Regions from separate parts of the Homo sapiens genome. Here region 1 is linked to region 2. Evidence: chromatin contacts called from ENCODE Hi-C or POLR2A ChIA-PET data. All regions are on one chromosome and are shown on one strand. Each heading gives the region's core, a stretch centred on a gene start or an enhancer-like site at or near the end of the contact. The rest is flanking DNA. Distances are from core to core; before and after follow the strand shown. Region 1 overlaps MBP (myelin basic protein). Region 2 overlaps ZNF236 (zinc finger protein 236).

Region 1 (5,279 bases), core at 127-2,626, 140 kb after region 2:
TGTGTGTTTTGTGGTTTTTTCTTTTTTTTGAGACAGGGTCTTACTCTGTTGCCCAGGCTGGAGTGCAGTGGTGTGATCATGGCTCACCGTAGCCTCGACCTCTCCAGGCTCAGGTGATCTTTCCACCTCAGCTTTCCGAGTAGCTGGGACTGTAGGTGCACAGCACCATGCCCAGCTAATTTTTTGATTTTTTTGTAGAGATAAGGTCTCACTTTGTTGTCCAGGCTGGTCTCGAACTCCTAGGCTCAAGCAATCTGCCTGCTTCAGCCTCCCGCAGTGCTGGGATTCCAGGTGTGGGCCACCGCACCTGGCCTCGTTTGGTGTTTTGAACATGTAGTGAATCATCCCCAGGAGGCTTAGCTATCACCAGAAAACCCCAAAGAGTAAGCCCACAGCTCAGCAGATCCACAGCATTCAGAGAAAGCTGAGGGACAAAAGCCACAAGCAGCCTGGCACATGGGCACGTTCTGAGCGCTTGCTGACCCTCCCAAAGGTAACTGCCCAGCCCCTTTGATTCACACTGCCAAAAAGGAATGAATTCCTCCAGTAGCCAGTGAAGCCAAGTGTCTTACGTCCTAAGGACCAAGGACTGCCAGGCAGGCAAAGACTGCCTAAGACAGGGCATCCCTCTGTGGGTGGGTCTTGCCCCCTGCCCCTCTCCTGGCATTGAGGCACGTCCCTGGGTTCTCCAGGGCAGCTGGCACCCTTTCCTTCTTGGGTTCTGCCAAGTTCTGTAGTAAGATGGAGAACCAAATACAAAATGGGCAGAGTGATAGAAAGCTGGTAAATTAGTGAGGCAGGACCATTTGGAAACCAAATTTCCCTGCAACTTAAAAAACACAGGGAGTCAAAGGCAGAACAGGAGTTTCTTCGTTTCTGAGAAGGAGCGCTGTGCCCTGAACCTGCGCCTGCCTGGAGGAAGTTACACTCCATCCGCATGAGTGAATCATGAGTCAGGAGGGCAGGCTGCCCACTCCTCTGATGGGCGGAGTGCTTCTGCCTGAATCTGATGTCTCCTGTTCTGACCCTCAACTGGCCCAGGAAGGTGGCTCAACCACTTGTTACCAGGGACCTGCACCCCATATGAGTGGACTAACACTGCAACTCCAGAAAAGTGTCTTTTTTTCACCAATCAGAGACATTCCACAGTTAACCCTTTAGTTAGTTTCTCTTCCTCTTACATCCTGCCGTGGCTTATTCGGGATGAGAGAGAAGCAAATTTCAAAGCCCTGAGTCACTGAGGGCAAAACTTGCAAAGGAGACTGGAAGCTCCTGCAGGCAACAGACGAGGCCTCCCCACCACCTCCCCAGCAGCCAACGGCACCTAAAGCCTGCTCAGGAAACTGAGCTTTTATGTGAAAAAGAAGTTAGGAAATAGGTATGATTCATTTACTCTTTCGAACATCTGTAAGCCAGTTATGTGCTGGGGATGCTCCAGGCTTAGAGACGGAGGCATCAGAGAGAGGAAAGTTCCCTCCTTGATATAGGAGGGGAAGAAGTCGGATGATAAACAAATCACCAGGATCTGTATCAGAGCACTCAGCCGCAGGCTCTATGACAGCAGAGGAAAGAATCATCTAGTGTGGGTGGGGAGAGGTGGAGAAGGTGGCAGCAGGGTGGGAAGGAGGGGGCCCTCAGCAGCCTGGGCCGGGCAGTGGGGCAGAGGCAGTGTGTGGGGTAGACCGGGCAGCCCCCACCGCAGCTGCCCTCCCTGCTGACAGATCAGTAACCAGCACCTGAAACTGACAGAAACTTTCCTTGACTCTCTCATAAGGGGGAAAAATGCCTCCCAGAATCACACACAGAAATGTGCAGAGTGGTAGGTGACACGGCTGGAGCTCATGTCACGTTTTCTTTTGTGATTCAAGTTTAATGCTCTACTAAGCTATGCAGCATCACAGAACATGTACATGTACTTGGAAGGGCACAAAATATTTCCCATCAAGTTTAAAGGAAAGAAAAAAAAGCTCTTACTTCTTAAAACTACCTACAGGAACCATAGTTTTAACATTTCCAAGTTTTGAGGTTTTTAAATGATCAGAACTTTAAACATGAGATTTCAGAAAACAAAAGCCTCAGCATGGGCTTTGCTATGGCTCAAAATCTTACTCTGATAGCATTAAACAAATTAAAAACATATGTGGGTGTTTTACAGCGTCAAACAACAGGAAAGAAACTGTACACCACAGAGAGGTTTCTTGAAACTGGAGTTGCAAATCAGTCATTCTAAGACTTAAAATACCAACAGTGTTAACAGCCTAGAGGCCTCTGAGCAGAGCTGTTTTTTCCACTTTCACTTTAGGTGAAACTTAATCCTCCTGGTGCAGATACTGTATCCAAGCCATGTTCTTAATAAATTAGTAACTTAATACATTTATGGTTGTTATTGCTAATTATAATGCTGACATTATCAGTAATACAGTTTAAGTATGGGCTGAACAAAATAATGAGTCACCCTCCCATTCAACATTGACTAGAACCATTTACATATTTATAAAATTAGTCTTTCTAAATCCTTAGGTAAGAAACTAAATACTGTTTATCACTTTAATCAAGATAAAATATACACAGGAACAGTATATAGTCACCTACTCGCCTTCCATGGATGATTTGAAAGCAAATCATGGAAAATTACTCATGTGGCTGACATAGAAATTAAGTACAAATCAGAGAAGGCCCCATTTCTTCCAAGTTTATTATTACTATTAAATAAAAACGCACTACAGACCTCAGCGAAGAGGTCTGGAGACTGAAATTCAATTCCGTTCAATTCCGCGGACATTTCTAAAGCATCTGGGTGTAAGTCGGGGGTTCCCCTGACCCTCACCCCGGCCCATCTTCAGCAGCCGGACATTCTAGTGCACCACCATCTGCCTCGAGTTGGAGACACATAATTTTATGTTGAATTAAAGTACCAACGAAATGGAATAATTTCCCTTGAGGGGAAAACATGTATGTTTAAAAAATAAAAAATGTTGAAAAATCAAAAGTATTTTTGCATCAGAGCAAAGGAATTTCATAATCTCTTCCCTCTCCGAGAACCTCCTGATACTTCTGGGAACAATCACACAGCATGGACCAAGAGCAAGGGCCGCCCCCATACAAATTAGGGTGGGTCCACTGTTCTGTGCACACTGGCAGGCTTACTCCTCACAGTCTGAAACAATTCTCTAGTGTAGAGACAGGGGTAGGCAGAGAGACAGACAGCTAGGACCCCTGGGCATTTGTGGTCCTTGTCAACATCATTGGATCATCTGTCCTGAGCGTCTCAGTGGGAAAAGGGTCCAGAACCCCGATTCAGGGCACTACAGGGGAACCGAAGGCAACGTAGAGAATCCAGATCAGACAGAGGAAGCTGATGCCTTCAAATAAGGCGGACAATGGCAAATGCCGTGCTAGAAATACAAAGAAGATGAATTCTTACTAGCCGGAAGGATTCGAATGACTTTTAATTTGCAGTTTCCCGTTTAACTGTATTTTCCAAATGTTCCCTGACAAGGGTTACGAATGGGCTGTAGAGGAGCCGCCACTGGAAAGTCCAGTGACAGTGAGACTGAAGAAGGGCTGGAGCCAGAGGCTGAGGACCTTGGACTTTAGTCTGCGCTAAGGACTTCCTGGAAGTTCTAGGGGCAGAAGGGTGATGATCCAGTCAATAGAGGAAAATCCTGGCAGCCAAAGTACAAGACACATGGGAGCAGGAGGAACGTGGAACCTTGGCTGTAGAGCCCGGAGAGCTTTGAAAAATGCCCACGTCTGCATTGGGATCTAAGGAGGGCAAAGACCCTGGCAGGTCTGAAGTCTCTGGGAGATTCCAATATGCAGGCAGGCCAGAGCATGACCCCAAAGGAAGGAGAACTGGTGAGGAGCCAAGTAGCCGCACGCAGGAGAAAGGAGGTTATCGATCTAGGAGAGGGCCAAGGAAACAGCTCAAGTATTTCCTGTCCTTTCGCCAGACCTCTGGGATTCAGTGTGAGTTCTTCCAGAACCAGACCAGAGTGCAAAGTCAGAGCAAACTCCATGGTGGGTGAGAAGAAAGGAGTGGGACCTTCGTAGATGGAATTAGGTTTTTGAGCTAAAAGAAAGTCTGATGTGTTTCACTGTTTATGAATTGGTGTAAATTTTCATGCTCTATCAAACCAGCAGCTAGTTAGAGAGAATGCAGTTTGGAAATACCTTTTTCTAAAAAATAAAAATGTTAAAAAAAATCAAAAGTATTTTTGCATCAGAACAAAGGAATTTACAATCTCTTTCCTCTCTGAGAGCCTCCTGATACTTCTAGGACCAATCACAGAATGTGGACCAAGAGGAAGGGCTGCTTCGTCTTCCTCTCCTCCTGGTTTCCCTCTTTCTCTTTCTTCTTCTCCGTGTCTCTTTTTTCCTCCCTTTCTTTCTTCTTCCTAACTCCTTCCCTTCCTTCATTCCTTTATTCCTTTGCAAGGTCAGGATGTACCTACTGCCATGCAATCTTCCTGAATAAATTAATAATTAATAATCAATCGTAATAAATCATAATTAATTATTAATAATAATTAACAAGGACCAGGCTTCCACCCAGCTGTCAGGGAAGAGTGTAGCAGCAAGAGCCCATGCCCGTAGCCTCTGACACACCAAGGGGATTTGTGTTTAATAAGAAAACAACATGCACATGTTTCGGATCAGCTCACGTCTTACCGTACTGGCCTTCTCGGCATTTAATTCTCGTTTGCCTGCGTGGTTTCCCATCCTGAATGGATTGGCTCTTCAGAGGCTAAAAGAGAAAGAGAAAGTGTCAGCCCTAAGTCTAGTGCTCTTAGAGTTTTCGATGTTGTTTTTCCATCAGAAAGACAATCCTGTGATATATGTAATGCCCATTTTTGAGAAGACGAAACCAAGGCCCTGAAAACAGAAGAGACACGTCCAAGTCATCTTATTAACACATGCTATCTTTCCATCCCATGCAAAGAGCTAGAAAACAGAACCGCACCAACATCCAAATTCTGTTCAGTAACACACTTCAACCTGTCTTGAGAAATCTTGCAGATCTGTGTATATGTACAGAAATATCTATCTATTCATCCACCCATCCATCTATCCATTCATACCTATGTACACACACAGAGAATTATATCCCATACTCAGGTGCATTGTTATGAGATGAGCTGAGATGTCAGAAAGGTGCTGACACTCTTCTAAAACTAAAAGGTAGTAAGAAGCTATTCATGCTCACTGCTTTAAAGAAACCATGTGAGCACAGAAAGAGCCAACATTAGACCAAGGACAGCTTAACAGACAAGTGTCCA
Region 2 (5,262 bases), core at 1,682-4,181:
GAGCTTTCTGGAAGAGTCTTTTGGGTTTTCTAGGTAAACAATCATATCATCAGCAAACAGTGATAGTTTGACTTCCTCTTTACTGATTTGGATGCTCTTGATTTTCTTCTCTTTTCTGATTGCTCTGGCTAGGACTGCCACTGCTATGTTGAAGAGGAGTAGTGAGAGTGGGCATCTTTGTCTTGTTTCAGTTCTCAGAGGGAAAGCTTTTAACTTTTCATCATTCGATATTATGTTGGCTGTGGGTTTGTCATAGATGGCTTTTATTATTGAGGTATGTCCCTTGTATGCCGATTTTCCTGGGAGTTTTAATCATAAAGTGATGCTGGATTTTGTCTGATGTTTTTTCTGCATCTGTAGAAATGATCATGTGGTTTTTGTTTTTAATTCTGTTTATGTGGTGTATCACATTTATCGACTTGCATATGTTAAACCATTCCTGCATCCCTGGTATGAAACCCACTTGATCATATGGTGGAGTATCTTTTTGATATGTGCTGGATTCGGTTAGCTAGTATTTTGTTAAGGATTTTAGCATCTATGTTCATCAGGGATAATGGTCTGTAGTTTTGTTTTTGGTTATGTCCTGTCTTGGTTTTGGTTTTGGGTGATACTGGCTCCATAGAATGATTTAGGGAGGGTTCTCTTTTTCTCTGTCTTGTGGAATAGTGTCAAAAGGATTGGTACCAATTCTCCTTTGAATGCCTGGTAGAATTCTGCTGTGAATCCATCTGGTTGTGGACTTTGTTTTGTTGGTAATTTTTAAATTACTATTTCAATCTTGCTGCTTGTTATTGGTCTGATCAGGGTATCTAATTCTTCCTGATTTAAGCTAGGAGGGTTGTATCTTTCCAGGAATTTATCCATCTTTCTAGGTTTTCTAGTTTATATGTGTAAAGGTGTTCATAGTAGCCTTGAATGATCTTTTATATTTCTGTGGTGTCAGTTGTGATAGCTCCCATTTCGCTTCTTATTGAGCTTATTTGGATTTCCTCTCTTCTTGGTTAATCTTGCTAGTAGTCTATCAATTTTATTTATGTTTTCAGAGAACCAGCTTTTTGTTTCAGTTATCTTTTGTTTGTTTGTTTCAATTTCATTTAGTTCTGCTCTAATCTTGGTTATTTCCTTTCTTCTGCTGAGTTTGGTTTTGGTTTGTTCTTGTTTCTCTAGTTCCTTGAGGTGTGACCTTAGATTGTCTGTGTGTGCTCTTTCAGGCTTGATGTAGACATTTAGGGCTACGAACTTTCCTCCTAGCACTGCCTTTGCTGTATCCCAGAGGTTATGATAGGTTATGTCACTATGGTTGTTCAGTTCGAATAATTTTTTAATTTCTATCTTGATTTCATTTTTCACCCAATGATCATTCAGGAGCAGGTTATTGAATTTTCATGTATTTGCATGGTTTTGAAGGTTCCTTTTGGAATTTATTTGCAGTTTTATTCCACTGTGGTCTGAGAGAGAGCTTGATATAATTTCAATTTTCTTAAATTTATTGAGGCTCATTTTGTGACCTATCATATGGTCTGTCTTGGAGAAAGTTCCATCTGCTGTTAAATATAATGTATATTCTGCAGTTGTTGGATGGAATGTTAGGTATATATCTATTAAGTCCTTTTGTTCCAAGGTATAGTTTAAATCCATTTTTTCTTTTTTGACTTTCTGTCTTGATGACCTGTCTAGTGCTGTCAGTGGAGTATTGAAGTCTCCCACTATTATTATGTTGCTGTCTATCTCATTTTTTAGATCTATTAGTAATTGTTTTATAAATTTGGGAGCTCCAGTGTTAGGTGCATGTATGTTTAGGATTGTGGTATTTTCCTGTTGGACAACGCCTTTTATCATTATATAATGCCCCTCTGTCTTTTTTAGCTGCTGTTGCTGATGACAATGCGACTAAGCAATGATATTTTTGCAGTGAATTTCCCAGGTGTTCTTTGTGCTTCTTGTATTTGGATGTCTAGGTCTCTAGCAAGGCCAGGGAAGTTTTCCTCGATTATTCCCCCAGATATGTTTTCCAAACTTTTAGATTTCTCTTCTTCCTCAGGAATGCCGATTATTCTTAGGTTTGGTCGTTTAACATAATCCCCAGACTTCTTGGAGGCTTTGTTCATATTTTCTTATTCTTTTTTCTTTGCCTTTGTTAGATTGGGTTAATTCGAAGACCTTGTCTTCGAGCTCTGAATTTCTTTCTTGTACTTGTTCTATTCTATTGCTGAGACTTTTCAGAGCATTTTGCATTTCTATAAGTATGTCTATTGTTTCCTGAAGTTTTCCTTGTTTTTTATTTATGCTATCAATTTCATTGAATATTTCTCCCTTCACTTCTTATATCATTTTTTTGATTTCCTTACCTTTGGCTACACCTTTCTCTGGTACCTTCCTGATTAGCTTAATAACTAACTTCCTGAATTCTTTTTCAGGTAAATCAGGGACTTCTTCTGGGTTTGGATCCATTGCTGGTGAGCTTGTGTGATTTTTGGGAGCTGTTAAAGAGCCTTGTTTTGTCATATTACCAGAGTTGGTTTTTCTGGTTCCTTTTCATTTGAGTAGGCTCTGTCAGAGGGAAGGTCTAGGGCCGAAGGCTGTTGTTCAGATTCTTTGGTCCTACGGGGTTCTCTTGATATAGTACTCCCCGCCTTTTCCTATGGCTGTGGCTCCCTGAGAACAGAGCTATAGTGATTGTTACCTTTATTCTTGGTCTAGCCGCCCAGCAAGTCCACCTGGCTCCGGGCTGGTACTAGGGGTTGTCTGCACAGAGTCCTGTGATGTGAACCATTCATGGTCTCTCAGCCATGGGTACCGGTGCCTGTTCCGGTGGAGATGGCAGGGGGGTGAAATGGACTCTGTGAAGGTTCTTAGCTTTGGTGGTTTAATGCTCTATTTTTGTGCTGGTTGGCCTCCTGCCGGGAGGTGGTGCTTTCCAGAGAGCATCAGCTGTGGTAGTATAGGGAGGAACAGGTGGTGGGCGGGGCCCTAGACCTCCCAAGAGTATATGCCCTTTGTCTTCCGCTTCCAGGGTGGGTAGAGAAGGAGCATTGGGTGGGGGCTGGGCTAGGCGTGTCTGAGCTCAGACTCTCCTTGGGCGGGTCTTGCTGTGGCTGAGTATTTGGGGTGTCTCCTGGGTCCTGCAGGAGCAATCCACTTCCTTCAGAGAGTCTGTGGGTCCTCTCAGGTTTCCTGATTTATTCCCCTAGTTGTTTGGGAGCAAAAATTCACAATGTGAGCCTCCTCATGCTGCTCTGTCCCTTTGAGTCGGAGGTGCAGTCTAGTCCTGCCTCCCATCCGCCATGATCTCTGGAAGCCTGTGCTTTTGTTACTTTAATAGTTAGTGTTTGCAGTTGTTGAAGTTGGCTATGGACTGCCCCCCTTCACACACACACACACACACACACAGAGACACACACACAGAATTTGATTAGATTAAATTTATATTTTGGCAAGGGCACAGAAATTTATTGGAGTAAAATGGCAGCCCAGAACCTGAGCAAGCGCAGCATTTCTGAGCAGCTCGTTTCTCACTGGACAGAGCTTTCTGTAGGGGCCTTCAGCACCTGGCCAGTCAGAGGCCCAGAATAGCATCTCTGTCTGTCTTCACATCATGTCTGGAAGCCCCTTTTCCTGCAGCATGCAGTTCAGGTGCTGTCTCGGTGCTCAGGGGCACAGAGCAAACAGAATCTGCACCAACTGCTCCTGTCTGCATCCTGTTGACCTGGCACAGACAACACGTGGGCCTTGGTTTCTCTCTTGATTCGCTAACGTTCATGCCCTTCAGAGTATGGATATTGGGGTGTGATCCTACTGCTTGTCTGTCCCTTGTTCACCTTTGTTTCCTACACAGAATCTAGCAGTGGCATCCATCTCTGAGGAAGGAATGATAATAGATGGCCTAGACTAGGTTTCAGAGGGTGGCAGTAGCTATGCAAGGAACTAGAAATGTTAAAGTCTGAGTAGACCCCTTGGTGTGCTCCATGCATTTTGCGGGTGTGATTTGATTGTTCGAGGTGGTATGCTCTGTGAGATCTGTGGTTTGTTTGGTTGTTGGAGGTGATGTGATTCGTGAAATGTGTTATTTGGTTGTTGGAGGTGATGTGATTCGTGAGATGTGTTATTTGGTTGTTGGAGGTGATGTGATTCGTGAGATGTGTTATTTGGTTGTTGGAGGTGATGTGATTCGTGAGATGTGTTATTTGGTTGTTGGAGGTGATGTGATTCGTGAGATGTGTTATTTGGTTGTTGGAGGTGATGTGATTCGTGAGATGTGTTATTTGGTTGTTGGAGGTGATGTGATTCGTGAGATGTGTTATTTGTGATTTGGTGTTAGGGGTGGTGATGTGATCTGTGAGATTTTTGTTTTGTTGTTGGAGGTGGTGTGATCTGTGACATTTGTGATTTGTTGTTGGAGGTGGTGTGATCTGTGAGATTTGTGATTTGGTTGTTGGAGGTGGTGTGATCTGTGAGGTTTGTGATTTGTTGTTGGAGGTGGTGTGCTCTGTGAGATTTGTGATTTGGTGTTAGGGGTGGTGATGTGATCTGTGAGATTTGTGATTTGGTGTTGGAGGTGGTGGTGTGATCTGTGAGATTTGTGATTTGGTGTTGGAGGTGGTGTGATCTGTGAGATTTGTGATTTGGTTGTTGGAGGTGGTGTGATCTGTGAGGTTTGTGATTTGTTGTTGGAGGTGGTGTGATCTCTGAGATTTGTGATTTGGTGTTGGAGGTGGTGTGATCTGTGAGATTTGTGATTTGGTGTTGGAGGTGGTGGTGTGCTCTGTGAGGCTTGCAGGTGTTCTTTGGTTGTTTGAGGTGCGGTACTTTGTGAGGGGAGCTCGACGGCTTTCAGTGTAGGGAACCCGAGGGCAGAACACTATATTGTGGGGAGTTTTTGAGGAAGGAAAAAGGGGTAATTTTTTCTCTTTAACGTCTACACTGTAGTGCTTCCTGCTTTCCTTTTTATTATGGAAATCATGTGTGTTGGTTATTGCTCATTCCTGATGCTGTGTTAATGTAGCTGTCATAGGAGTGCACTCATATCACCAGTGCTGTGTGTGCGTTCATACTCCTAACAGTAACTACTGTCCTGCCGGCAGAGGTGTTTCACCTGCAGCTCAAATTACTCTTTTTTCACTGGAATGAAAAGCAAATTACTTTAGAAATTCCTTGTCTCTTTCTACCAGAAAGTCTTTATTTAAATAGGAATCATTTTGTGCTCTGGAAGGTCTGAGGCTGCTTGTGTTTTCTTTGTCTGCATAACAGGAGCTCTGCAGG

The links. A loop is a pair of places that touch in the nucleus more often than their neighbours do. ChIA-PET counts read pairs that join two places held with the same protein, here RNA polymerase II (POLR2A). Pooled maps may share reads with other maps.
Region 1: a loop to region 2 is called in a map with no recorded cell type, with 8 times the contacts of the local background. The contact joins two enhancer-like sites. A Hi-C loop is called at or near these places in 5 of 37 single-sample maps with no recorded cell type and 4 of 50 pooled maps. POLR2A ChIA-PET finds 5 or more read pairs at or near these places in 3 of 52 experiments (K562, activated naive CD4-positive, alpha-beta T cell and naive thymus-derived CD4-positive, alpha-beta T cell).

Annotation. Positions count from the first base shown.
Region 1 is chr18:77,100,540-77,105,818 of GRCh38, forward strand. It overlaps MBP (myelin basic protein), which reads right to left. Exons shown (of 9, transcript NM_001025101.2): 2 at 4,672-4,747. The coding sequence starts at 4,722. Among named protein-coding and RNA genes, the nearest start is that of MBP, 30 kb to the right of the region's middle. RefSeq lists enhancers at 1,002-1,131, 1,222-1,291 and a silencer at 1,582-1,701. Within about 2 kb of position 1,377, at least 38 of the 41 ENCODE cell types and tissues checked have a DNase peak (open chromatin) inside an H3K27ac peak, as active enhancers do.
Region 2 is chr18:76,962,965-76,968,226 of GRCh38, forward strand. It overlaps ZNF236 (zinc finger protein 236), which reads left to right. Exons shown (of 31, transcript NM_001306089.2): 31 at 5,251-5,262. Among named protein-coding and RNA genes, the nearest start is that of MBP-AS1, 15 kb to the right of the region's middle. RefSeq lists a silencer at 1,258-1,307 and an enhancer at 3,541-4,209. Within about 2 kb of position 2,932, at least 4 of the 41 ENCODE cell types and tissues checked have a DNase peak (open chromatin) inside an H3K27ac peak, as active enhancers do.